5 separate regions of the Mus musculus genome follow, and regions 1, 2, 3 and 4 are each linked to region 5. Evidence: chromatin loops called from intact Hi-C (ENCODE). Cell type or tissue: gastrocnemius. All regions are shown on one strand.

The links. A loop is a pair of places that touch in the nucleus more often than their neighbours do. Peaks named below come from ENCODE experiments on the same cell type or tissue, not always from the same donor. Only the 100,000 strongest peaks of a DNase experiment are listed, where the experiment ranks them.
Region 1: a loop joins it to region 5, with 2.8 times the contacts of the local background. A loop is called at or near these places in 3 of 42 quality-filtered maps.
Region 2: it touches region 5 in a loop (6-fold over the local background); 15 of 42 quality-filtered maps call a loop at or near these places.
Region 3: a loop joins it to region 5, with 3.0 times the contacts of the local background. A loop is called at or near these places in 9 of 42 quality-filtered maps.
Region 4: a loop joins it to region 5, with 4 times the contacts of the local background. A loop is called at or near these places in 8 of 42 quality-filtered maps.

What each region holds. Positions count from the first base shown.
Region 1 is chr3:21,267,137-21,272,136 of GRCm38, forward strand. No RefSeq gene overlaps it. Among named protein-coding and RNA genes, the nearest start is that of Gm31610, 220 kb to the right of the region's middle. In gastrocnemius, no CTCF peak of the experiment used is centred here; DNase peaks (open chromatin) are centred at 1,487 and 2,077; H3K27ac peaks cover 1,860 bases.
Region 2 is chr3:20,652,699-20,657,698 of GRCm38, forward strand. No RefSeq gene overlaps it. Among named protein-coding and RNA genes, the nearest start is that of Gm31466, 150 kb to the left of the region's middle. In gastrocnemius, a CTCF peak has its summit at 2,776; a DNase peak (open chromatin) is centred at 2,872.
Region 3 is chr3:22,000,548-22,005,547 of GRCm38, forward strand. No RefSeq gene overlaps it. Among named protein-coding and RNA genes, the nearest start is that of Gm31813, 39 kb to the left of the region's middle. In gastrocnemius, no CTCF peak of the experiment used is centred here; no DNase peak of the experiment used is centred here.
Region 4 is chr3:21,950,487-21,955,486 of GRCm38, forward strand. The region is part of intron 1 of Gm31813 (a long non-coding RNA gene); the gene reads right to left. Among named protein-coding and RNA genes, the nearest start is that of Gm31813, 11 kb to the right of the region's middle. In gastrocnemius, no CTCF peak of the experiment used is centred here; no DNase peak of the experiment used is centred here; H3K4me3 peaks cover 256 bases; H3K27ac peaks cover 2,651 bases.
Region 5 is chr3:22,072,067-22,077,066 of GRCm38, forward strand. Tbl1xr1 (transducin (beta)-like 1X-linked receptor 1) reads left to right here and starts at 4,586. Exons shown (of 16, transcript NM_030732.3): 1 at 4,586-4,888. In gastrocnemius, no CTCF peak of the experiment used is centred here; DNase peaks (open chromatin) are centred at 2,084, 3,079, 4,218, 4,339 and 1 more place; H3K4me3 peaks cover 2,585 bases; H3K27ac peaks cover 2,625 bases.

The DNA.
Region 1 (5,000 bases), 800 kb before region 5:
CACCAGAGAGTGGCTGAGAGCCCAAAAGCCCTCCTTGCAACCAGGGGTCATTTATGCTGAGGAATGGGTAGTGAAGCTTACCAATTTACCACTGTTTGGATGGAGGTCTACCGATCCACTGGCTAGAAAGTCCATGTTGCGTTGGAAAATATGAACTTGCAAGTTTGTAAATCTGAGTGTTGGCACCAAATGTTGTGTTTTATAAAAAGGCAAGTATATGTTTTGTAGAACACAGTATAGTGAAGTGGGAAGGGTGCCCCAGTGGGCCCCTGCTGAAGCATCAACCTCTCCCCGAGGGACCAGCCATAGGATGGGTATAGTGTAGAATGGGGCATGGGAAAAGAGTAAAGACAGAGAAAAGAGTAGAGACAGAGAGAGAAAGAGAGAGGGGGGAGGGGGAGGGGAAAGGGGAAGGGGAAGGGGAAGGGGAAGGGGAAGGGGAAGAAGCAGGCAGCCAGGAACATGAGGGGGGAGGGGAGAGAAGGAGAAATGGGTAAGGGAAAGAAGAGAGTCCGAGGGAGAGAAAGGTCACAGAGCACAAGCAGGGGGTATACAGCCCTTTTTATAGCAGGCCAGGCCTACTTAACTCTTTGGTGAAGCCTAGAATGAATGTCCGCACTGTGGCTTAGGGGCACCTTTAGAAAATAACATAGTTTTCTAAGTTTATTTTATAACAAATAACTAAGGAAGTAATCTTTTGTTTAGTTTCTAGTGTGGGTGATTCTCTTAAAAGGCCAATAGAAGTAATTAGAGCATTAGAAAATATATTGAAAACAAAGCACAAAGCTGGAAGTTTAGCTTGATATACCTAGCACATGTGAAGCTCCATGTTCAAATTTCTGCAAAGAAAAGTAGAATTAAATAAAAAATGTACAAATTCATATGACATCAATGTGTCATGATTGGTATAATACTTTCTCCCAAATTTTGAGTTTTGATGATTTTTTTGTAATTTTTGAAAGATGGATTTCCATTGATCCAATGGTGATAAGCATCGAGCTGCAGTTGTCTAGCAACATGTTTATCTGCTCTGTGTCTTCAACCACTAACTACCATGCAGATTATTAAGATTTGGTGATATTCTTAAAGGCAGCATTTCTAAAGATACTAGAAAATTTATGAAATGTTCTCCTCTTTCCCATTGAGCCTTGTTGAGATCAGCTGCATGAGGTTATGAGGTTGCTAGAAACAGAGGCAGGAAGAAAGAGGCGAGGACTGAGGGGCAGTAGAGGGAGGCACATTTCCATGCTATACCACTGGAGTCAAGATAGTTACATTTTCATATCATTTTTAATGTTGCTCAAGCTCCTAGAATGCACCCACACAGAAGGCTTCAGTTAATGTGTATGTATTTTGAGCACTCCCCTCTTTCAACCCTCTAGTTTTATTTCCTTCCTTCAGATAAGATGAATGCAGCATGACTCAGGTCATAGCTCAGTGCTGACGCATGGCTTCCAGATAGAACTGCCAGCCAGGAGAAGCCGCTCCTGTAAAGATCAAATCAGGCAGCTCTGGGTTGATGCGAGGTCATCCAGAGCCAGCTTTGACATCTGATAGGACCTTGTGATCAATCAGGCCTTTCTTCACTCTTCCACGCTTTCTGTATGACAGTGGCCCTAACAAACAGTTGGGATACATCATGAGGGACAGACGCATTAGACTGTGAAAGGAGAACAGTGTGAATATTATGAAAGAATCAGTAAAAGAGAAGCCCTCGCCTTTCTAACCTTGCTCTGTTCAAATGGTGGGAAATCTAAATCTCAGGCCTGCCAAGACTACTTTAATCTGCTTCTTAACATTTTGTACATTCTGTACATTAAACTATAAACTTAGAACATTCTCAGTGTCATAAGATGAAATTTTAGCCAGCCTGTGCTCTGTTTACTTCTGTTTATAAGTACAGTGTGTGCTCTCTTTGAGTCTTTGTGTGCTTGCCATTTGAGAGACACATACATACTGTGGAAACCTAGCAGCGAGGAATCAGGGCTGTTAATGCAAGCACATACTGACCCCAGACCCATGCAGGGCTTCAGCAATTCCAAGTCTCATCATCAAAAAAGTCATGAAAACCAAATGGCCCTGAGAATCCTGTGCCAGACTCCATCAGTGAGTGGTATTGAGCCATGCCAAGGACCAAAGGTGGACTGCCAAGCACAATATCATGTATGCCTTTGATGTAGGTGACATAGCAGTCACCTCAGTGATTTCTAGGGATACGATAGCTCTTTTCACCCCTCGACTACTCTCTCTATCTTGCCTGTTCCCCTCTCAACCTCATTAACAGTTCTCATGTTCCCATAAACACATTCTCTGAGGTTTTCCTGGGGAAGATTACACAATGGAACTGGGCTGCTTCTGCTTCGCCAATTCATATTGAGAGGAGAAAACTGGGATAGAGAGCAGCTAGAAGAGGGTCTGTAGTGCCTCTCCAGTCTCCCTCTGGGAGCCTTCTCCTCAGACTCTAAGGACTTTAATTATTGGCTAGTGACCTAGAAAGTGACATGACTTCTGAACTGAGATTTGTCGGCCTGGGTTCCATTATCACAGAGAGATGGAATTTCAATCACCTTTGCCTTTTGTTTGTCATGGCCAATCAGAGTAAACCATATACAGATTTTTGTTGTTAGTGGATGAGGAGATTTTTTTTTCTTTGAGACCAAGTCTTGCTGTGCCTCTGATTGGCAGGTAATTGTCTAAGCTATCCCAGAATTCATAGTAGTTCTCCAGTCACAGGCTACTAAGTGTTGAAACTGCACAACTTCAACAATATTAATTTGTATTAAATAACATCCAATTTTCTTCTAATTGGTGTTCCAGCAGTATGCTTGAACTTCAAAGAAAATAGACACGTAAAAAGTAAAACAAAATTTCCACGTGATAATTCAGATTAATTATTAAAATAATCTCAAGGAATTTGTTGATTAAGTCATCTCACTCAATAGGAAGTGTGCAAACTTTCACTTTGAAAATAATTGAACATTTAAATTATTCAGATGTGCTATCACAAGTTGTATGTGTGTGTCTGTGTGTGTGTATACATGTGCATGCTAATGTGTTTTTTAAAGATGAACATGTGTACATGTGTATGTGTATGGACATCAGAGGTTGGTTCCCAGTGTCTTCTTCAGTCTCTCTATATATCTTGCTTTTTATAGTAGGGTCTCTCACTGAAAGTAGCTCACTAATTTGGCTAAATTGACTCCTGTCTCAGCCTCCCCAGTGCTAGGATTACAAGTGTTCAACTCCATTCTCTAGTTTTGACATGACTAGTTTGGATTGAACTCAGGTCGTCATGCTTTCTCAGAAACTATTCTACTTACACCCAAGACGTTTATAGTATATGATTTGGGTCACTTATGGTGTTACATTCACAAATAAAATAAGTCTTGAAGGGCATAGAGCCTACCTGAATGCCAACTGAATTAATTCAGTGGCTGCTCTATCACAGTAACAGAATGCCCATAGCAAATGTGGGCTTTCCACGCACTGTTTTCAGGTCTGTAGAAGAGGATTTGAGAGAAAATCATAGGGGTACACTAAAGAAACTTTCCAGAGAGAATCACAATAGTTCTGAGGGTCCCGTGGATGAATAAAATCATTTCTCATGTGTGTTGGTGTGTAATTAACACAAATTTTGCCCTGATTTTTGACCCCAAAGTCTCAGAAGTTTGTGAGAATATAGAGAATATTTACAGAAAAGCATTTTTCCTGAATAATTTTATTATGAAAATGTGGCACAAATCTTTGAAACAATAATTCTTTCTAGGAAGCTTCAAGAAGTTTTTTGAATAATCAAGGGACTCTACACAATACACATATGGTGGTGTCCGTGTAATTCCATCCCGCTTCTGCCCACTCTCAAACAGCTGCAGTTCCCCTGTGTCTTGAATGAAGAGAATTGGCACTTGAGAGGAGTGCAATTGGAAAAGAAACAAAATATGCTTGCTCATATTTTCTTCCCAATTAATTTTCCTTCCTGTGTATGTAAGCGGTGGGTAGGGGTGCACACTTACACTTGCATGTGCAAAGTTTCTGTTTGTGCAAGTGCTCAAGCATGTTTGTGCAGAACAGCAAAACAAATCTCCTGGTATTGTCTCTGAAACTCTGTTCTCCTTCTCTGTCTCTGTTTCAGCCTCTGCCTCTCTCTCTGTCTCTCTGTCTCCCTGTCTCCCTGTCTCTCTGTCTCCCTGTCTCTCTCTCTACCTCTGTCTCTGCTTCTCTCAATGGTCTCTCAGTTGCCTGTAGCTTGTCAACTAGGCTAGTTGGCCAGCAAAACCAAAGCTTTTTGTTTGCCTCTATATTGCCAGTGCTGAGATTATAAACTTATACTATTATGCTAAAGATCAAAGCCATCCTTACATGGTCTATCTTCTGAGCTATCTTACTAGATATAGTGTTCATTTCAGATGTAAGAATGAAAAATAAGAGGAAGAAAAAAATCTGGAAATTATGTGAAAAGAACCTTCAGATGCCAGACAGTGAAAGAAGATAAACTTGCTCATCACAGTTTCACTGAATGTATAGCCTGTATATGAGAAAAATTATTTTAATAATTATGTAATGTGTTTTCCAAAGTTATGATAAGAAACTATGCAGACTTTTAAAAGAAAGAAATATAAAGGATTTATTCTGAAGAAATTAATTGTAAAATTAAAAAATGATAAAAAACAATATTGTTAAAATGTTAAACTGAAATCCTACTTCAAAATCATACTAGTGCCAATTAGCTTTTTAAAAGTTGTTTTTGCCAGGCATGGTGGCAAATCTGTAAACCCAGCACACAGGAGTCTGAGCCAGGAGGATTGCCACCAGTTCATGGCCAGACTAAGCTACGTAGTGAGTTATAATCAATAAAAGCCCTGCACCCTTCTCCCACCCCACCCCACCGCCCCAAAAAAGAAAAGAGATGGAAGTTAAATGAAGTGCTTTGGGAGAGGACTAGAGATCAGTCTGGTGGCACTGAGCTAATTTTACCTCTAATTTCAGCAATCAGCAATTAG
Region 2 (5,000 bases), 1.4 Mb before region 5:
GGAGGTCAGCCTCTTGAGAAATGTTTTGGTAATTAGACTTTGTCTTTTTGAGAGGGCTGGTCTCATTAGCTGTGCCATTTTCTTTAAACTAGGACATTCTATCCTGGAGGCAGGAGGGAGAATCATGAAATTTACAATACTCAGGAAGTTCAGAAAGTTACATGATTTTTGGGTCCATCTAAAGGTTTTCCACCAGTAATAACTGCTAGGAAAGAGGGGACTTTTAGTAGAGCTGCCTGTAAGTGGGGCAGGAGCTCAAGGTAAACAACTTTCGAGAATCATGTCTCATACTGAAGTAGATTTTTCCAGTGATATAGCTTTTTTAAGCCACCTACAATATGGTAAGATAGATAGAATATCTTTCTATGCTCTAGTCAGTAATCCTGGTAAATTTCTTATATTTGCCCCTTGGGTGTATGTAATAGTTTCTTAAATCTCTGTTGGTATCATACCCGAAATGAATATGCATTTAATCATATATGCCCACGAAGTGTCAAATTATAGAATGCGTTTGTAGAATTGGCCTTCTTTCTTCTCTTCTGTCCCTTCAAACTCACTTTGCTATCCTGTGAATGAGGAATTAGATCTTCAGATTTTCAGTCTCTAAAGTGGTAATAAATTACCTTTTGCTATTTGTAAACTTCCCAGATGCTGCTATTTTGTTTCAGCACTATGAGTGCAGTCACTTAGGCTTGCTTGTACGGGGTAGGTTCTAATGCTTTAATTGGGAATCTGTGTGTGAACAATGAAGGTCCTATTCCCCCAATTAGTTCTTGATTAATCAATATAGATGCTAATGGTGAATGGCTGGGCAGAAGAGGCAGGGCTTAAGATCCCTCAGGCAGGCTAAGAGACACAGGAGGAGGAAAGGGTTTGGAGGGATGGAGAGTCACCAGCCATGTGACTATTTACTGCTTCCCTAAGCTGGAGATTAGAAACAGAGCTAAGCTGAGGGTAGATGTCTAATGTTGAGCCAAGAGAAGGTAACTGGGCAACTAAGCTAAGGGCAGATGTAGGCTGTTGAGCAGGGAGTAAAGGAAAAGCCACGATAGGTGTGGGAGGCTTAGAAAAGCCAAGCCACTGAACCACACTAGTTGGAGGAGGCTTAGAAGAGCCCAGCAGCCGAGCCATAAGGCAAGTTCAAAATGAGCACTGTGTGTGTGTGTGTGTGTGTGTGTGTGTGTGTGTGTGTGTGTCTTTTATCGGGGGATCCAAGGGAACCATGGTGGTGGCCTGGAGCTTAAAGCACCGTAGTAGAAGGTACACACTACATTTGCCAGAGGCTTTTTTTTTTCTGTTAATAATTAAATGTAGATTACAAATTTCTGCCTTATGAAGCTTATTTCATACCTTAAACCTTACTTTGATTTATTTCATACAAAGCCTAATTTCAAGCGTATGTATGTAGCCTTTCTTTCCATGAATCATTTCTGTATCTTCTTATTCCTTTTGTATTTTTCTACCTTTAGTCTCAGCCTATACCAGGACATCTCTTTCTTCTGGGTGAAAACACACAAGTACAAAGAATAAGAATGAAACAATTTGTTTTTCCCTAGACATAGGAAAAACAAAATCAAAACAAAACAACCTAAAACCAGATTCTATTGATTTGTTGTGTTCCCCACTGCACAAACACCTCAGTTTAGTGTTGAATCCCTTTTAATACATTTTTTTTTCTAAATTTCCCCATGAGAAAATTTCTAAATTCCCTCATTTTTCCAGGTTATGTCAGCAAAGATCTTTACATCACAAAGCTCAGTGCCGTTTCTCTTCTGGGTAAATATATTTCCCCTCTTTTTAGGTATTTTTCTCTGTTTCTAAAACTAAACTGGCAACTTCTGAAGTGAAGGACAAAGCTTAAGGCAAGAGAAAATGGCTTTTGTGTTTATATTAAAAAATCCAATACCTGTTTGAGCTTACTGTGAATGAGTGTGGTTATATGAATGAGAATGGCCGCCATAGAATCATACTTGGATAGTAAGATCTTACTCTTTTTAGCTAAATGGGACTTGAAATTCCCTGGTTTATTTTTATTTAAGAGGCTCTGTACTACTCTTGGAAACTGGCGTTTGCCAGATAACTGAGTTCAGAAGCTGTGGAGAAGTGTCCAGCTCAATGCTTAAGTGTTGTTTTCACAAAACACATAGCTGTGTGTTTGCTGCTTGCTTTGATTGCAACAGGAACCACTTCCCATTGTCACTTAGCTACCGTGTGTCTTTTATCAGGTCAAGAAACACAGCATTAAGCAAAGAAGACCCTAAGCTAAATGTCAAAGATCTGCATATGGAATCTCTGAGATGTCACCTGTAAAATGCAGGCATATTAAAGAGGAAGGGATGCCTCAAGAAATGAGCTCTGGTTACTTCATCTTCTGCTATAATATTAATGACACTTGACCTTCTTAATCTCAATTTTCTTCCTTTTCTGCATATGTTTGGAAAACTAGAAAACATATTTTTTATTTAAGATATTTCCATTCTTTGGGGAAAGATAATTATGTAAATTTGAAACAGAAAGTAATAGACATTTATTTCTGAGCCCAATTTATTTGAGAAGTTTTCTGTTATAGGGAAGTCTGTGAGCACAGACTCTTCAGTTTCCCATGTGTCTATTATGGAAATTGAATTATTTATTTCAATTATGCATTCAATAAAATCACACTCTTTTCAATGGATGTTTTCTTAATGAGGATAGCTGCAGTTTCAGAAAAAGCCTTTCCACACAAACTATCCTGCAGTTTACCAGAATTTGCTGCTGTACACCTTCATCTACTCTAGAGGGCAATAGAGTGTTAAAAATGAAAGATGTTTTCAATGATAAAATCTATAAAACCCTTAAAATCAATCTTCCCATAAAACTGAAAAAGAGGTGGGGGTGGAGGTGGACCTAGCCAGAGAAAGGTGCTCGTGACAGGATGATAATCTCAAACACAAAGTCCAGGGGGAATTAGGCAGCAATTGAAGCTGTCAGCTGAGTAGGTGCATGAAAAATGTAAGAAAACCTCCCCCAAGTTACATAATGTTGAGAACAACATATAAAAGAAAGATAGTAGCAAAAACATAAGAAAATGACAAAACAAAACAGCATCACGATCATACTCCCAATATAGTGGGAACAGATGTTTGAGGTTGGTCATTCTGAGATGATCACTGTGCAGATTATAATGATTCACCTAGACATTCCATGATGCTTAGACGATAGTGACCAGAGGCAGAGGAAGGAGTTGTCTGGTTCTTCATTTGGGATATTTGTACTTATAAACAACCCATCTTTTCAGCTCCATTTCACTCCTGTTCATTCAATTCTGGTCCATGGCCCTGCCCTCTTACTCTAGAGAAACAGGATGCTGACTGGACCCTACTGGCTGAGCTCCCCCTGCCTTCAGCTCTCTGTGCTAGTCTTCACTTGCCATCCAAGTTATTTCTTCATGATTAGTTGTAACTGAACTCTGCTTGTCCTTATGGTGCCATCTTCTCTCACTTTTGCCAAAACTTGCTTAGCTTTTCAACCAGTAAATCTCCCCTTACTCCCTCACACATCTGCAGGTTCATTTCCCTCAATCTTTAAAATATATTTGAGCATTTCTCAACCAACTTCCCCAACTTAAAATGAAAGAAAAAATAACTTTGCCTCTTCATTAAGCAACTGCCTAATCTCTCTCCTCTGTTTTTCCACATCTCTAATAGTAATCTATCATCTGTTTTAATTCACTTTTTAGTCCACTGCAGCCTGACCTTCATATTTGCTGAACTTGGCTTTGCCTGAATCTTTAAAGACCTTTTCCACAAATGGATCTTTTCAATATAATGGAATTATAGATCTTACACTTTTGCATTTGACAATTCACCTTGAACACTCTGGTTCCTTTTCTAAGCAACACTCCCCTTATTCTTCCTGAATATCTCTGCTGCTCAACAGCTAAGTTCTTTCCTATGCCAGATCTCATCATTCCAACATCTAACAATCTTTACTGGTTCTGAACCAACAACAGATAAAGTGAGTTCTCTGAGCCCTGCACAGCAGGCATAATTTTCAGTAACTTACCTGGGCTATAATAGTGAGGCTCAAATATAAGTATTTATAAAATGAATAAATATATCAGTCACTGAAAATAGTTCATTGTTTTTAAAGTTGTTACAATTTGGTACTCAGTGTTTTGTGTGTTTATTTGTAGATGCTGAAAGAAATTAAGCACCTGATGTGTGACCATTGTGATATAGGATACTATAGTGAATCAGGCCAACATGCTTACTGTTTGTGGAATAGCATCATTGCATATGGGTCTTTTGAGAACTTTATATCTTAAAATAATTCACTTTGCTATTCATTATTACAATGGTGAAAATATTTTCTATAAAAGGGTTGAAAATGTATTTGCTGAGTCTGATATTAAGTTGACTTGCAGCAAGTTTTATTCACTTTATTTTGGTCTATGCTGTTCTTCATGTGCAGTCATGCATTTGACCACTTGTGCAGAACCAGATACAGATGATATGCAAAGAAGTCAAGGTGGTCACAGTCTAATAAAAATCCATTTGATAAAAATTCTAATGTTGAATGTTGACCTTAATATGATTTTTCACATGTAAGAAAATGTGTTCCTCCTTTTTCCTCCATTGCTGGTGGGATTGCAAACTGGTACAACCACTCTGGAAATCAATCTGGAGGTTCCTCAGAAAATTGGAAATATATCTACCTGAAGACCCAACAATAACACTCTTGGGAATATACCCAAAAGATGCCCCAGCATGCTACAGGGGCACATGTTCATAGCAGCCTTATTTGTGATAACCAGAAGTTGGAAACAACTTAGATGTCCCACGACAGAAGAATGGATACAGAAAAATGTGGTTCATTTACATGACAGAAACTACTCAGCTATTAAGAATGAGGACAAATAATGCAGGCAAATAGATGGAACTAGAAGAATACCATCCTGAGTGAGGTAACTCAGACCAGAAGGATGTACATGGCATGTACTCGCTAATAAGTGCATATTA
Region 3 (5,000 bases), 72 kb before region 5:
GTGAGGTTGGGCTAGAGAGGTGGCTTAGCAGTTAAGAGCACTGACTGCTCTTCCAGAGGTCCTGAGTTTAATTCCCAGCATCCACAAGGTGGCTTACAACCATCTGTAATGAGATCCGATACCCTCTTCTGATGTGTCTTAAGACAGCTACAGGATACTCGTATACATAAAATAAAATAAAATAAAATAAAATAAAATAAAATAAAATAAAATAAAATATTTGTCAGGTCATCTTCAGCCTTGAAGTTTAAGACAGAATGCCATGGACCAACAAGGGCAAAGATGCAGAAAGAGGAAACAGGGTCCTGCACCGCACCGAATAGAATTTGCTAATGCTCTGAACTAGCTTTTCCCTTCCTCCTGCTGAGGAACACAGGAGTGTGCAGGGGAAAGCATGTGTTTATTACCAACCCAACAAATACAGCAGGAGGCAGAACTCTATTTCAAACCCTTGAAATAGAGTTTTCATCCTTGCCAGGTAGGGGAAATCACCGTTGGACAATTTCCATGGCTGTGGATTGATTCCAAACAGACATGGTACTAATCTTATTTTCTGATCTGCTTAAAAAATAGCAGTAAACTCTTCTTTTTTTGTTTTTTGTTTTTTGTTTTTGTTTTTGTTTTTGTTTTTGTTTTTTGAGACAGGGTTTCTCTGTATAGCCCTGGCTGTCCTGGAACTCACTTTGTAGACCAGGCTGTCCTCAAACTCAGAAATGCGCCTGCCTCTGCCTCCCGAGTGCTGGGAGTAAAGGCGTGCACCACCACTGCCCTGCAGCAGTAAACTCTCACAGCATATTCTATACGGAGATTTTTCACATATTAACTCTTGTTACTATTACAACTCTGCGAAGTTGACATAGTTACTTTTCCCCATCTTACAGGTAAGACAAAAGACTGCACAAATATATTTTACTTGTTTGTTAGTAAACTAAGTTTATTTTCATAGGATGAAAAGTGACCTTGGGGTATTTTGTGAGCATGCTGAGTGATGACTGTGGAGAAAATGCAAGAACTCCTGTATTTACATGAAACTACCAACTAAATCAGACTATGCCCAACCAGTGGAAGCTGGTTTACTGGCCAGGAAAATGCTATCACCATAGTTTCTAGAACACAACTCTAGACTTCTAAGTTTTCACCAAGTTCAGCTGTTCGCTGTGTACTTCCCAGGACCCTCCACCTTTGGGTTGCTTATTTCTGTATAGTTGATGATGAGACCTACAGTTTTGTATTGCTCTTCATTGTAGGAAAAAAAAATCAGAATTTAAATACCTACCTTTCAAACTCCATGTTTTTGTGAACCAATAGTTAATGACTCAAAAAGTGATTCACCAGATTTTTAAGCACTTGGGGAAGTAAGGAGAGATAGAACTCTTCTACTGGAATTTAGATACGTATTTCCTTTTTATTTGGATATCCAAAGATATATATATATATATTGATAGATAATAGATCAATAGATAGGTATCTTTTAATATCAAAGTATTCTATTGTATTCTGTTGTCACAATGCTTTATGTCAATGTCATAGTACTGATATTTTGAAACCTTCTTTCTCTCCAGTATAAATATGGAGAATTCACATAGTTCTTCTTTAAATAATACGCTTTCCTATGTTATGTGAGGTAAAAAATTTTAATTTATTCTATTTTCGTTTGCTTTCCACCTGGTAGAGAAAAGTGGTTAGCAATGCCAATAAGACAACGCAACAGGTGAGGGAACTTGCCACCCAAGCCTGAGAAGGGTTCCAGCACAGAAACCCACCCAGATGCGGGAGTAGAGAACCAACTCCACAGGGCTGTCCTCTGAACTACACACACACACAAACACACACACACACACACACACACGTTCCATTCCCACACATAAATAATAAATAAAAATAAATAACAAAAAAGTAAGATGTTGCAGGATTTCTTAGAGAACTTCATGGCAGCTAGTCATATGCTCTGATCTATCAGATGCAAATGATGTCACTGAATGGGCCTTCTGGAAAATCAGCTTAAAAAGGGGAGAGACTCAGCTAACAGATACTACTTCCTCGCCCTTTCTTTTCTCCCTTCCTTCATAGATGAAGTGATGTTCTAAGTGGTCAATTAGGGTGGGCTCCTGAACAACGAGCAGTAAACCAAGCTCCATGAGTGAACAAGAAGAATGGGGCTCTCGATACAGCTCCAGGAAGCCTACATCCTGATAACATGTAAACAGAATACTGGACTTTTTGCCTAAATGTCTGTTTTTATGACTTCTCTAATGGCAAAATAAAATGTCTCATTTCTACCTGATCAGGTAAACAGCAGCAGAAGATAGAAAGGTGTCTTAGTTAGGGTATTACTGCTGTGAACAGACACCATGACCAAGGCAACTCTTTTTTTTTAAGATTTATTTATTTATTATATGTAAGTATACTGTAGCTGTCTTCTAACACTCTAGAAGAGGGCATTAGATCTTGTTACGGATGGTTGTGAGCCACCATGTGGTTGCTGAGATTTGAACTCAGGACCTTCGGAAGAGTAGTCGGTGCTCTTTCTCTCTGAGCCATCTAACCAGTCCCCCAAGGCAAGTCTTATAAAGACAACATTTAATTGGGGCTGGCTTACAGGTTCATAGGTTCAGTCCATTATCATCAAGGTGGCAGCGAGGTATCGGCAAGGCAAGCATAGTGCAGGGGATGCTAAGTGTTCTATGTCTTCATCTGAAGGCTGCTAGCAGAATACCGACTTTCAAGCAGTTTAAGATGAGGGTCTTAAAGCCCACACCCACAGTGATACACCTAGTCCAACAAGGCCACACCTACTCCAACAGGCCCACACCTTCTAATATTGCCACTCCCTGGGCCAACTATATACAAACCATCACATCATATTGGGTTAGGCCTACAAAACATGGCTAAACCCTCTGCCATCCAGCCATTAGGTATTTTAAACAGCATCTGAAATAAAATAATCTGTTGGTGAAGTAGATCAGTCCTTCAAAACTATGATTTAGCTACCTTAAAAGACAAAAACATCCATTTTTCACTTCTTTCAGTAAAACTAATTTGCCCTCCCCCAGCATGCATATATGATTTTCCCTTAGATATTGTCAAGTACATAAAATATTCTGTTTTATTGTTTTATTTAGCTTTGTTTTTTCATGAGAGCTCTGTGCTCAGGATCATGTGCACTCAAGGGCATGGGTCTTAGGTTTTATAATGGAAACCAGAGGAGCCTCTGAACTGAAGATGTTGAAGAAAGCAGAAAGCGAGCTGTTACCAGTGTGTTCCTGCAATCCTGGAGCACTTGGGTAGCTGAGGCAAGAAGATCACCCATTCATGGACCGACAGAGCTCCAGCATGGTTAAGAGGATCTCCAAGATAGAGATCAAGCCCTAGAAGCAGTTCTGTTGGGGGAATCTAGCCACTTTCTGATTGAAACAGAGGCCACTGCCTAGAAAGGAATCCATCCGTTTCTGATACTGTAAAACTGGTCAAAGAGATGGCTGTGGGGTGGGGAATGACACAAACTCATATAGAGAAACTATAGCTGTGGTTCTGCTAAATGGCTATAACGTGCTCATTGTGTTACCTTCTGAATAATAGCTTGTATGCCTATAGATTACTGTTGCTCTTAGCTTTCATCAGAGAAACTTCTTTTTACAATGGGCTGCACTTAATGGAGAGATTCATAGTCAAAGGTTGTTTGTTGAATACCCAGCCATAAACAGAATATTTATACCAGCCTTTTCACAGCTCAGAACTTTGCAGAAAGGAGAGTAAAAAGAAGCTAAGAACTTGAGGAAGGAGTGAAGTGTTGTGGGACCCTGCCCTCTGGAAATGACTTGGTCATGTCACTTCGGAACTCATAGTGGCTGGGATTATCTGAATAAAATCTGCACAAGATTGGCCCTATTATGATCCTGTCATGGAAGTGGAAGGGATTCATGACAATCTGCTTTTTCCTGAGGCAGGAAATGGTTGCTAAGGGAGAGAAGGCTAGGCTTCAATGATGAATAGTATAATGCTCGTGCTCCTATAAGCAACCCTAGCTAAACTTATTAAGAAACACAGAAAGGAAAGAGGGCATGAAAATAAAAGAGGCCTAGGAGAACAGAGATCATCATATGTGGGAAGGGGACATCAGAGGGTAATGATCGGTGGGTATAATAAACAAATGTCATAACAAAATACAGAATTGCACATAATTAATAAAAACATGAAAAGGGAGAAAAAGCCAACACAAGACCAAAAAAAAAAAAAAGTACAAAAAATATCAAGAATGAGACTTTTGCCAGGTCAGGCACAAGCCTGTAATCTCAGCTATTCAACAGGCAGGAGAATTACAAATTCAGGGCCTGTCTTGACTACAGTCTGAGTTCAAGGTCAGTCTGGGCAAGTAAGTGAGAATCTGTCTCCAAGTGTACAAAGTAAAAAGGGGAATGAGGGTATAGATTAACAGTGGAGTGTTTCCTAGCATCTCAAGGCCCTGCGGTCCACTGCCATTAAAACAAAGTTACACATATTTGATATGAGCGACTATTGAAAATGTATCAGTTCTGTCCAAGCTTTGTAACAGATACTAGGACCTGGAGGCAGGTTGTGGGACTGACTAGCCTAGATTTTAGTCTAGGCTTTGATTCTTTCTTTTAATCACTGGTCAGAGCATAAGAATCCTATACTTAAAAACAAGAAGAATTCAGTAGGCTTGTGAATACATTACTGCATAAATACTTCTTTTGTGTCCCTATTTTTTAAAATGTCTCTAGGGACAGGAGTGATGGCTAAGTAGTTAAGAGCACTTACTATTTTTGTAAAGGACCTGAGTTCAGTTTCCAGTAACCCCAGGAACATTCACACCATCTATAATTACAATCCTTGAGTATCCAATGCCTACTGCTAGCCTTTGTGGCACACACACCTTGTGCATACATACATATACGCAAACATTCATACACATAAAATAAAAACACTTTTAAAAGATTTAATGTCTCTACTTCCGATAAATAAATAGATTTGAAGAGGCA
Region 4 (5,000 bases), 120 kb before region 5:
GAAATTTGACTTATCAGAGTTCACAAACCATTTGCAAAACTTATCAAGCATCGTTTGTGTCAGGGATTGTTACAGATCCTAAAGTTAGATAATTATCTTGAGATTCCTGATTTTAAAAAAAACGTACTTCCCCTTCACTGGGCTGGGTGTGGATGGGGGCTTATTTAGTCACAGGCTTCCAGAGAGAACAGGAGGTCGAAGCTTTGGAGGAGACTGGAATCTTCCAGGGACTTCAGGGTGTGGCCCTTAAACTGATTTGAAGAATTAAGGGAAGAAAACAACACAGGCATTCTAAGGTAGGGAGAGGCAGCACAGGAGCCCGGGGACATACAGCAAGACAGCAAGGTGAGGCACTCTGGCTGGTCTCAGACGGCTGAATGAAAGTCACCAGAAGAAACAGAAAGCTAGAGAAATGGCTCAGTCCTAGAGCATGCCTGTCTGCCAGTCCCAGAGCATGCGTGCCTGCCATAGATATCCAGACAAACATAATCAGGGTTGATTTCAAATTGTGTCCTAGCTACCTCTTCTCTTCCATTGTTCCTCAGGTTTTGAGAGTAGATTCCACGGATCTAATACTACATCTCATCCTCACTTACTAAACATCTGTGCTCAGCATTGTTAAGTAGAGTGTGGAGCTGGGATCAAATATGGTGATAATTCATGATTCAAATCTCACCCACGGAAACTTCTGCAATGAGGTCATTTACAACAGCACTAGTGTAGGGGGGGGGGGGTGATTTTAGGGGATTTAAGAAGACACATATCTACCTACAGTTTATAAAATTCTTCCTTTGGGTTGGAAGGATGGTCCAGTTGGCAGTTGGTCAAGTTCCTAGCAATCATGAGGACCTGAGTTCAGATCACTGGAACCCATGCAAAACTGATGTGTTGTTGTTGTTGTTGTTGTTTTGAAGAGCATGGTTTTTAATCTCAGCACTGGGAAGGCAGAGACAGGAAGAAGCCTGGAGCTCACTAACCAGCCAGCCGTGTGGAGTCGATGAGTGCTAGGTTTGAAGTGCGGGAAGGAGAGGAAGGCCTGACTGAATGGCGTCCCAAGTAAACGTGTTCCTCTGACATGGGCACTGCCACCGCCATTTCAAAGACTCCAATGCCTCAGAACCATGAGAAAAATCACAAAGCAATGCTCCTCCCACGTGAGGCCACAGGAAAGGCAAAGCCTTCTTGTTGTCAGTGTGTGGATATTGACAAGGTGTGCAGAAAATGTCCATCCTAGACTTCCTGTGCCAGATATGTATAACCTGGAGACTATTCTCCTACAGAGACAGCTTCTGCCAGGACTGGTAAACCCTGCCTCCTGTTCGGCTGTATGTGATAACCCCACTTCCCTATTTAACTTTATACCAACATGCCAAGCTGCTCAATGCTGCAGGTTCTCCATCAGAGAGCCAAGCGTACCCAATGCATCTCCCGGTGTCTGTTTATCTTTAGTTCAGTCCCTTACCACCCAAGTCAGCTCTATCCCTGACACCGTTCAAAGGGCTTGGCAGCAGAGAGTGATCAAAGAAGGCAAACAGTCTTTCTGTTCTGTTTTGTTTTGTTTTGTTTTGTTTGTTTGTTTGTGACAGGATCTCTCTCTGTAGCCCTGGCTGTCCTGGGATTCACTATGTAGACCAGGCTGGCCTCGAACTCAGAAATCTGCCTGCCTCTACATCCCAGGTGCTGGGATTAAAGGCGTGTGCCACCATGCTCAGCTCATGATACTGTATCTAGACTTCAGGCCTCCATTCACACACACACATGACAGAGGTGGGGAGGGAGGGAGGGAGGGAGGGAGGGAGGGAGGGAGGGAGGGAGGGAGAGAGAGAGAGAGAGAGAGAGAGAGAGAGAGAGAGACTCATTCTCTTAAGCACATCCCCAAGTCATCAATGAGTGATGCACCTGTCAGTAACAAATGTTCTTTATGTTGACTTCACAATTTGTGAAGTTGTAAACTGTCCCTTACAAAGAAATGTTCTAAGGCTGGTCTTTTATATTAGTGTGTAATTAGGCTGACTTCTGAAGCCAAACCACTTAGAAACTTACTGCCAGCACTAGCATAGATAGCAGGGTAATATTCATTTATATCCTTTGCACAGTAATCTGATAGCTGACTATGCTTTGGTCATTCTCGTAAGACTAGCTGGGGAATGAAATCAATCAGAGTACATGAATTACAAGGAAAGTGCTGTTGGTGTCAATTACCTACACTCTCTGAATGTAAGTCTTCTAATTCCTGTTAAATCGGTAATGTTACTAATCCTGCCCTGTTGTTTTAAATAGGGCTGCAGCTGCAGCTGCTGGGCATTGGAAGAGGGCAGGCCAATGCAAATAGTTAAGAGTCTCACCAGCTAGCAGTAAGTGGAAGGTCCACCCTGGCATCTACAAAAGGCTGAATTGTTTCTTTTTGTACAGGGGCTCCCCATGCCCTCCTTAAATCAGTTCTCTGTGTTGCAAACACAGGCGGCTGAATGTGGGCGTCCCATCACCATAGAAGTTCCCAGCTTGCCCCTAGATAATGACCCTGAGTTGGAACAGGAAGTCCTGGCTGCACTTTCCCTTCTAATCTCCCCACCCCCAGTATTCATGACTGCATTTCAATGACTCATAATTTCCAAGTATGATCAGCATGCGAACAGGAAAGACTCGGTCACCAGGCAGAGCACCAGACTGAAGAGCCGGCCAAGACCTCACCAAAATCAGTCAGCACTGATGGCAGCCGGGACATCATGATAGCAACAATTCAAAAACCTAGAGCACAGGAACAGCCTTTAAACTGCACCTGGGCAGTGCTGTTGCTTCTTCAACACGCCAAGCATGTGTCTTCCTTGCCTTACAGCACACTGAAGGATGCTCAGGGCACTAAGCATGCCACTCTTCCTTCTCTCACACCAAACTGAAGGGAGCTGGGGCACCAAGCATGCCCCCAATTCACACCACACTAACTGTGGGAGCGTCAACGACATAGCTTTAGGCAATTGGTTAACTTTCTAGTCTCCAAAAAGAATAAAGTCTTTTCCGGAAAACTCTCAGTGAATAATGCTGCAGGATTCACACTGGCCAGGAATGTATCATGGGGATGCTGACAGAGTTGCCACGAGTCTTGGGGTTTCCTACACCCGGAGACCAGCTTCCATTTTACAGGCTGTTCTGGGCCTCCTGCCATTATGAAGCAAGCTCTCAAGCAGCTCTCTTTCACTGTTGAACCAGACTCAAACAGGAAACAACTCCACCCTTCCACTTTCGTGGGTAAAATCTCATTTTCTTTAACTAAAAAAAAGAAAAACAAAAAACAAAAAAACAAAAAAACCCCCACAACTTACTTGATGGGTTAGATCGGGAGTAAGACAGAGAGAGAACACAAAGTTGGGTGGGTAGAGAGGTGGAGATGGATCAGGAGGAGTTGAGGGAAGTTAAGGGAATATTATAAAACCATATCAAAGAATTAATAAAATGTTAATGCAACTTTGTGTCCTAATCTTTTTTTTTTTTTTTTTTTTTTTTTCCGAGACAGGGTTTCTCTGTATAGCTCTGGCTATCCTGGAACTCACTTTGTAGACCAGGCTGGTCTCGAACTCAGAAATCCGCCTGCCCTCTGCCTCCCAAGTGCTGGGATTAAAAGCATGCACCACCATGCCCAGCTGTCCTAATCTTTTAAATATTTACATTCTTGTAGGTGTCAACATCTTTCGATTTTAAAGCTACCAACAGTTCACTGAATCCATTCTTTATTGTCTCAATCACACAGAATAGATGGATGAAAGGGACCCTGTGACAAAGGGTAACTATGCTTTTATCAGTTCAACCTCTCAAACAAATCAAAGAGAGATTCTTTTATTAAAAAAAATATATGTGTGTATGTATATATGTGTAGTATGAGAGAGACTGTACCCATAACATTGTATATGTGTGGAAGTCAGAAGACAACTTTCAATAGTCTGTGTTCTTCTTCCACCATGGGTTCCTGAGATGATACTCAAATCATCAGGTTTTTGAGGCAAGTTTTTACCCATGGAGCCATCTCACTAGCCCAACAGCAAAAGAGTGATATCCTAAAGATACTCAATGAACTAGTGAGAAGTTCAAAGTCAGGTCCTAGAGTTAGTTATAGCCACTTGGTCAGTTCCTCATAGACATTCTTGGGAAAGCTTTTGCTAGTGCTTGGGATTTCAATGTAAAAACGGGTGAGTAGGTAGATGATGAATGGATGGATACATGGATGCTTGAATGATGGATGGATAAATAAGTGGGTATAGGGGAAATAGATGATGACGATAGATAGATAGATAGATAGATAGATAGATAGATAGATAGATAGATAATGGGTCATGAATGGATAGGTTGTTTATGGGTAGGTCATGGATGGGTAGATGGATGGATGGACAGATAAATAAGAGAGTGGAAAAAATTCAGCCAAAATTAAGTCCTGTGCAATTAATCATTATGAGACCACGTAGGCCCAAAGATTAAATCCAAAGAAACTGTCAGTTCAGATTTCCTAAGTTTGGATTGTGAAAGACCACGGGACTTTTTTCTTAACTCCCAATTGGGTGTGGGGCAAAATGTGAAGATTTAAAGACCTTGGAAAACAAAAAACTCATGCAGAAACTGAGTCACAGAAAGAACAAGAACATTAAACAGTTCTTTAACAGTCAACTTGAGCTGAAATAACTGTGGCCAGAATCCCTGAAACGTTCCTCAGAAGCGCCAGGTAAGCGGCATCTCTTCTGTGCAAGAGCCTCTGAGGTTCTTGTGCGGGTTAATTATCTATTTCCAATCTCGGTGACTGTAAATGGAGTCAGAGAGTTTGTGTGTTAGGAAATTCTACATCATATCTTGTGATAGCAGCAGAAGAAATGAACTTGGGATAAAAAGCTTTTCAGATACAAATAGTACAGCAAACTCTTGAGGAATGCCAGGTGTGTTCACATTGTGGCACTATTATTAGCCAAGACTCTCACTGTTTTCCTAACTGCAGTCAGGTGCAAAGAAAAAAGGACACC
Region 5 (5,000 bases):
AGAACCTCAGAAGAACTGCAGGAGGCAGAAGGAAACAGAAACCTGTCAGTGCACCGGAAGGATGCCTACAGAAGCTGGGCAAGGATGAGCCACTCAGGGCTAAGGTGAATGAAAGGTGTGCGTTAAAGCACTAGGCCAAAACTTGTGGTTCTAAGCAGCTGCATACTGTTCTTGTAATATTTTAATTATATGGGCTACACAATATAAACATTTTAAAGCATCACAGTGCTTAAGATCTTGCTATATGTTCCTTGGGTAAAGTATTATCAGAGCAAGACGTCACAATTTGTTTAGCAAGAAAGTCTGTGTGTGTGTGAGAGAGAGAGCGTGAGCGAGAGCGAGCGAGTGAGAGAGAGAGAGAGAGAAAGAGAAAGAGAAAGAGAAAGAGAAAGAGAAAGAGAGAGAATGAAAATAGTGATGATTTTTTCAGGCTTGATAATAGTTATCTTTACCAGATGAGCAATCTCTTAGGCCCTAAAACTTCTCTCTGTGTCTGTCTCTCTCTAACTCAAATGGCTCAGACTGTTCTTGAACTCCTTACATAGCAGAAGACGATTTGAGCTTCCGCTCCTCCTGTTTCTACTTCTGGGGTTCTTGGATTATGAGTGTAGAGCACCAGCTTTGCGTTAGGCAGTGCTGGAGATGGTTCCTAGGAGCAAGGCAACCATTTTACCAACTGGATTACTAAGAGATGTTTCTTAATGTGCCCCTTCCCTGTACAACTTCTTAGTAATAACAACCTGTCCTTTCTAGAATCTTAACATTTATATTTAAACCACTGAAAATTGGTAACATTTTTTCGAGAATTTGTCTAGGTCTAATTATTGCTTGAATTTTGCCTTTGGTTTTGTGCTGGAAATGTTGGAACGGCTAAAGGCTGATGTGACAAACATTTCATTCTACACTTGTGTGCAGCCCATTTCTCTGAGTCTCTAAGATGCAGATTCTGAAGAAATATTTCAGGGGTTAAGAGTACTTGCTGCTCTTGCAGAGAAGCAAAGTTTGCTTCCTAGCGCTCTTGTTGGGTGGGTTATAACTGACTATAACTCCAACTTCAACACACACACACACACACACACACACACACACACACACACACACACGGAGTTGTGTAACAGTCTCTTTGACATTAAAAAACTCCGTCCAGCCCTAAGCTCAAGCAGGGAAGTAAACAAAACTACTATCTTTAAGAACTTCCTAAAACTGACCAGATTCATAGGGAAATAAAAGCTGAGAGTCTCTCTCCTAGAAAGGGAAGCTCAGTTGCTAAGACTATGAGACGAGAAAAGCTGTACACCAGACTCTGAGACCAGACCAGCTGTCTGGGAGAAGCAGAGACCAGCTGAGCTGCCTGGAAGAGGTTTACAACAATTGAGGTACACAGAAAGGACACTCTTTAGCCTGTTGAGCTGTCTGCACACAGTGTGCTCCAGGTTCCCAGCTTTGTGACCTGTCACCCATGTTAGGGTGGGCTTTGGTGATGCGGCTGTCTTTGAGTCATTTCTTTACCTGTATAGAACCCCAATAAAACTCATTGGTCACCAACTTGGAATTTGTTGGTATCTGTACTTTGGTTTGTTGTGGGTTCCCTTTCGGGGATGAATAGATGAGTGTTTAATGGAAAAGTTTTGTTTTACACACACACACACACACACACACACACACACACACACACTTTATATGAAAGATTAGAAAAAACAAAACATAAGGCTCAGCTAATTCCCTTAGCAGGGAGGCTCAAGCATTTTTCACATTTAGGCTTTGTGTGTGTGTGTGTGTGTGTGTGTGTGTGTGTGTAAGGAGAACATCTAAATGTTAGGACTCTGTTGATTGTGTGTGTATTAAGGATGTGTGAGTGACAAGTGTGAGGTCAGAGGACAACCTTCAGGATTTGGCACTTACCTTCTTTATTTGTGGATCAGGGTATGTAGCCTTGCCTGGCTTGGTCTACCATGTAGAACAGACTGCAACCCAGACATCTGCCTGCTTCTGCCTCCCACATGCTGGGATTAAAGTTGGGCCTCAAGGGTCTCATTTGTCTCAGGTTCCTGACTCCACTCTTGTTTTAGAGTAGGAACCCCAGCAGGTGGCATGTCAATCTGCTGACCTTCAAGGCCAATTACTGTTTAATGATGGTAAGAGATCCTCCTAGCTTCTGGGAGGGTGAGGTCGGAGGATTGCCAAGGCTTTGAGATCTGGATGAGCTATCCAGGAAAATCCTCTCAAAACCAACCAACCAACCCCCCCCCCCAAAAAAAAGATCAAATAAACCATGAATGCAAAACCTCAAAACTTCCAAACAACAAGCAAACCAGAATAAAAACAAAACAACAACAAAACCCCAAAAGCTTGAAGGGCACTTTACTGGAGCAAGTTTAAGGTACAGGTCCCCAACTTTGGCGGCTTCTGTCATGACATTCAAATAAAGTGGTTTCTGTCCTAAGACAGTGCACCTAACAAACGAACAGATTCTCACCCTCGTTGTCCCGTGCACAGAGACCACCTTGAGGAAGCTAGCTCAGAGTCTAAGAGCTTCTGGCTGGAAGGAGGGTGGTCTTTGGAAGAGATGTCTCCTGGGAGGCTAGGAATCACTTGCTTGTCGCTGACTGTAAAGACTGGTGAGCATCCTTAGCCACTCAAAGTGTGGCTTGATTTTCTTGTAGCTGTTGTCTAGGTCCAGGGCTGGGAACCAGCTTTCCCCACCCATCCCACCATTTTAATGGGCGTTTCGGACAAAGAACCTGCATTGCAGTGTGAGGTTTATGTTGAGCAAACAGCATACCGTAAGTGGACAGCTCTTACACAATGGTAAGATACTAAATGCTCTGGGCAGCTGAAGGACGGAGGCAGGCCTCGTCTTTGGCTTCCTCAGTGCTGTTTCCCTTAACTGGACAGAAGTGTTTTGGAAACCCAGTATAATCTACATTCCCATCAGGTGACATTGTTTAATCTAACATTCCCTCTTTCACAAGTGACAATAGCTCCGGGGACACCCAGGCTCAAGCTTTGAACTTTTCTGGTAGAAAGGGCGTTTGCAACTCCATAGACTTTCTTTGGTGCCTTTCCACCTTCCAGCTACGCCTGTCAAAATAGGTAACCGCCTCCAGGGAGGGGCCAACAGGGGAGAGTCATTGACCTTGGCTGAACCAAATCTAATCTAGTCTCGGAGTTTGTTAGGCTGCACAGTCTATAGCTGTGAAAGTTACTTCAAATGATACTTTGTTTGAAAATTTATCTTTGAAGCACTAAAGGAAGACCACTGCTTGACAGGAATACACGTTTCCAAATGTTTTGACAACTTGAAACTAGAACCTTTCACCAAAGAAGGTTGCAAAGTATTTTTAAAGATAGTAACAAAAAAGCAGAGTTTCAAGATATATGCTAGAATTAAAAGGAAGGGTGCCTCTTACAGCCCAGGTTTCTGAAAGGCTCAGGAAGGTCACCGCAGTATTTTAAAAATCCTCGGCGCTCCGGCAGCCACATTTTGACATTATTGGGCAGCCAAACTGTACTTCAGAAACCGCCTTCACGTGCCAGACGCATGCAGAAAGTAGATAATATAAACTCCCGTGGATATCACACCGCGGTGCACACTTAGTGAACATTCATTCTGTCTATGGCTTTATTTTCGCGCAATGAGAACTGATCCATCAAACCTTCCCAAAAGACCCGCAGACAAGTCGCACATTTGGGCGCACAACTTCAATTTCAGCTTTGCGTTTTCACCAAACCCCTCTCGCCGTGCGCGCTGCGCGTCTCCCCACGCGCGGTGCTCCGGGTCCCATCCTAGAACTCGCTCACGGCAGGCGAAGCACCTTTCCAGGTACGCTCCGGAGCGGGCGTGTTTACGCGCATCCAAGTGTGCGGCACTTTGAACGCGGAGTCCATGTGGAGCCCGCGCCGAGCTCCCGCAGCTGCCGGCCGCCTCCGGGGATCGGAGCGGCCGCGGCTCGCGGGATTGCTGCGGGCGAAGGGACTCAAGCGCCACCCAGGCAGCGGGACAGCCCCGGCTGCGGGCTCTGGAACGAATGCGCGGCGAGCCCAGCCCCCAGCGCCGCGAGCGAGCGAGGGAGGCTGGGTGGAGGGAGAGCGGAGCGAGTGAGGAAGCCGAGTGTGGAACGGCTCGTCGGCCGCCACCCCCACCGCCACCGCCGCGCTGCCTCCACCGCGGCCCCGCCCCTCCGCCGCGCCCCTCCCCCACTCCGGCGCTCCTCCCTCTAAGTTCCCCCTCCCAGGTCCCCCTCCCCGTCGAGGTTCCCCTCCCCCTCCCAGGCTCAGGCTCCCTTCCCCCTCGCCTCTCCTTCTCGGGGCTCCCTTCCCCCTCCACAACCCGTTTCCCCACTCCTCCTCCAGGCTCCCCTCCCCCGCCCAGCTCTCCTTCTCTTCCACCACCCGGCTCCGCTCCCCTCCCCCTCCCGGGTCCTCCTCACTTCCTCCCCTCCCCCTCCGGGCGCGCCCCACCCCTCCGCTCCCCTCGTCTCCCCTCCCCCTCCTCGGGTCCTCCTCCCCTCCCCCTCCACCCCCTCCCCCTCTACCCCTCCCCCTCCTCGCTCCCTGTTCCCTCCTCCCTCCCCGCGCGCCGGGCGCAGGCCGCTCGGGTTTGTTTTGCTGCGCGGCCGTCGCCGCCGCGGGCCCGGAGCTCATTTGTGCCTGGCTGGTCCCCGCGCTCCCCGGTGCCGAGCCGGAGCCGTTGGCCGCTCGCGCGCTTGGCTCTCTCCCTTAGTAACAGCTCCCCTCCTGCCTCGGTGCTGCGCCCTGCCCCCGCGCCCCTCCCCCGCCGGACCCGCTGCCCGGCTGTCAGCGCCCGCACCCCAGGGCGCCTCGGGGTGCCGACGGCGGCCAGGAGGGGAGCGCCGCGCGTCCTGGAGGGGACAGCGTCGCCAAGCAGGTGAGCGCGGGCCCGGGGCTGCGGGCGCCGCGAACTTGGCCTGGGCGCGGGGGAGGGGCGGCTGCGCTCACGTGCTGCCCCCCCGGGTCGGGGTGGCTGCGGGAGGCACTGG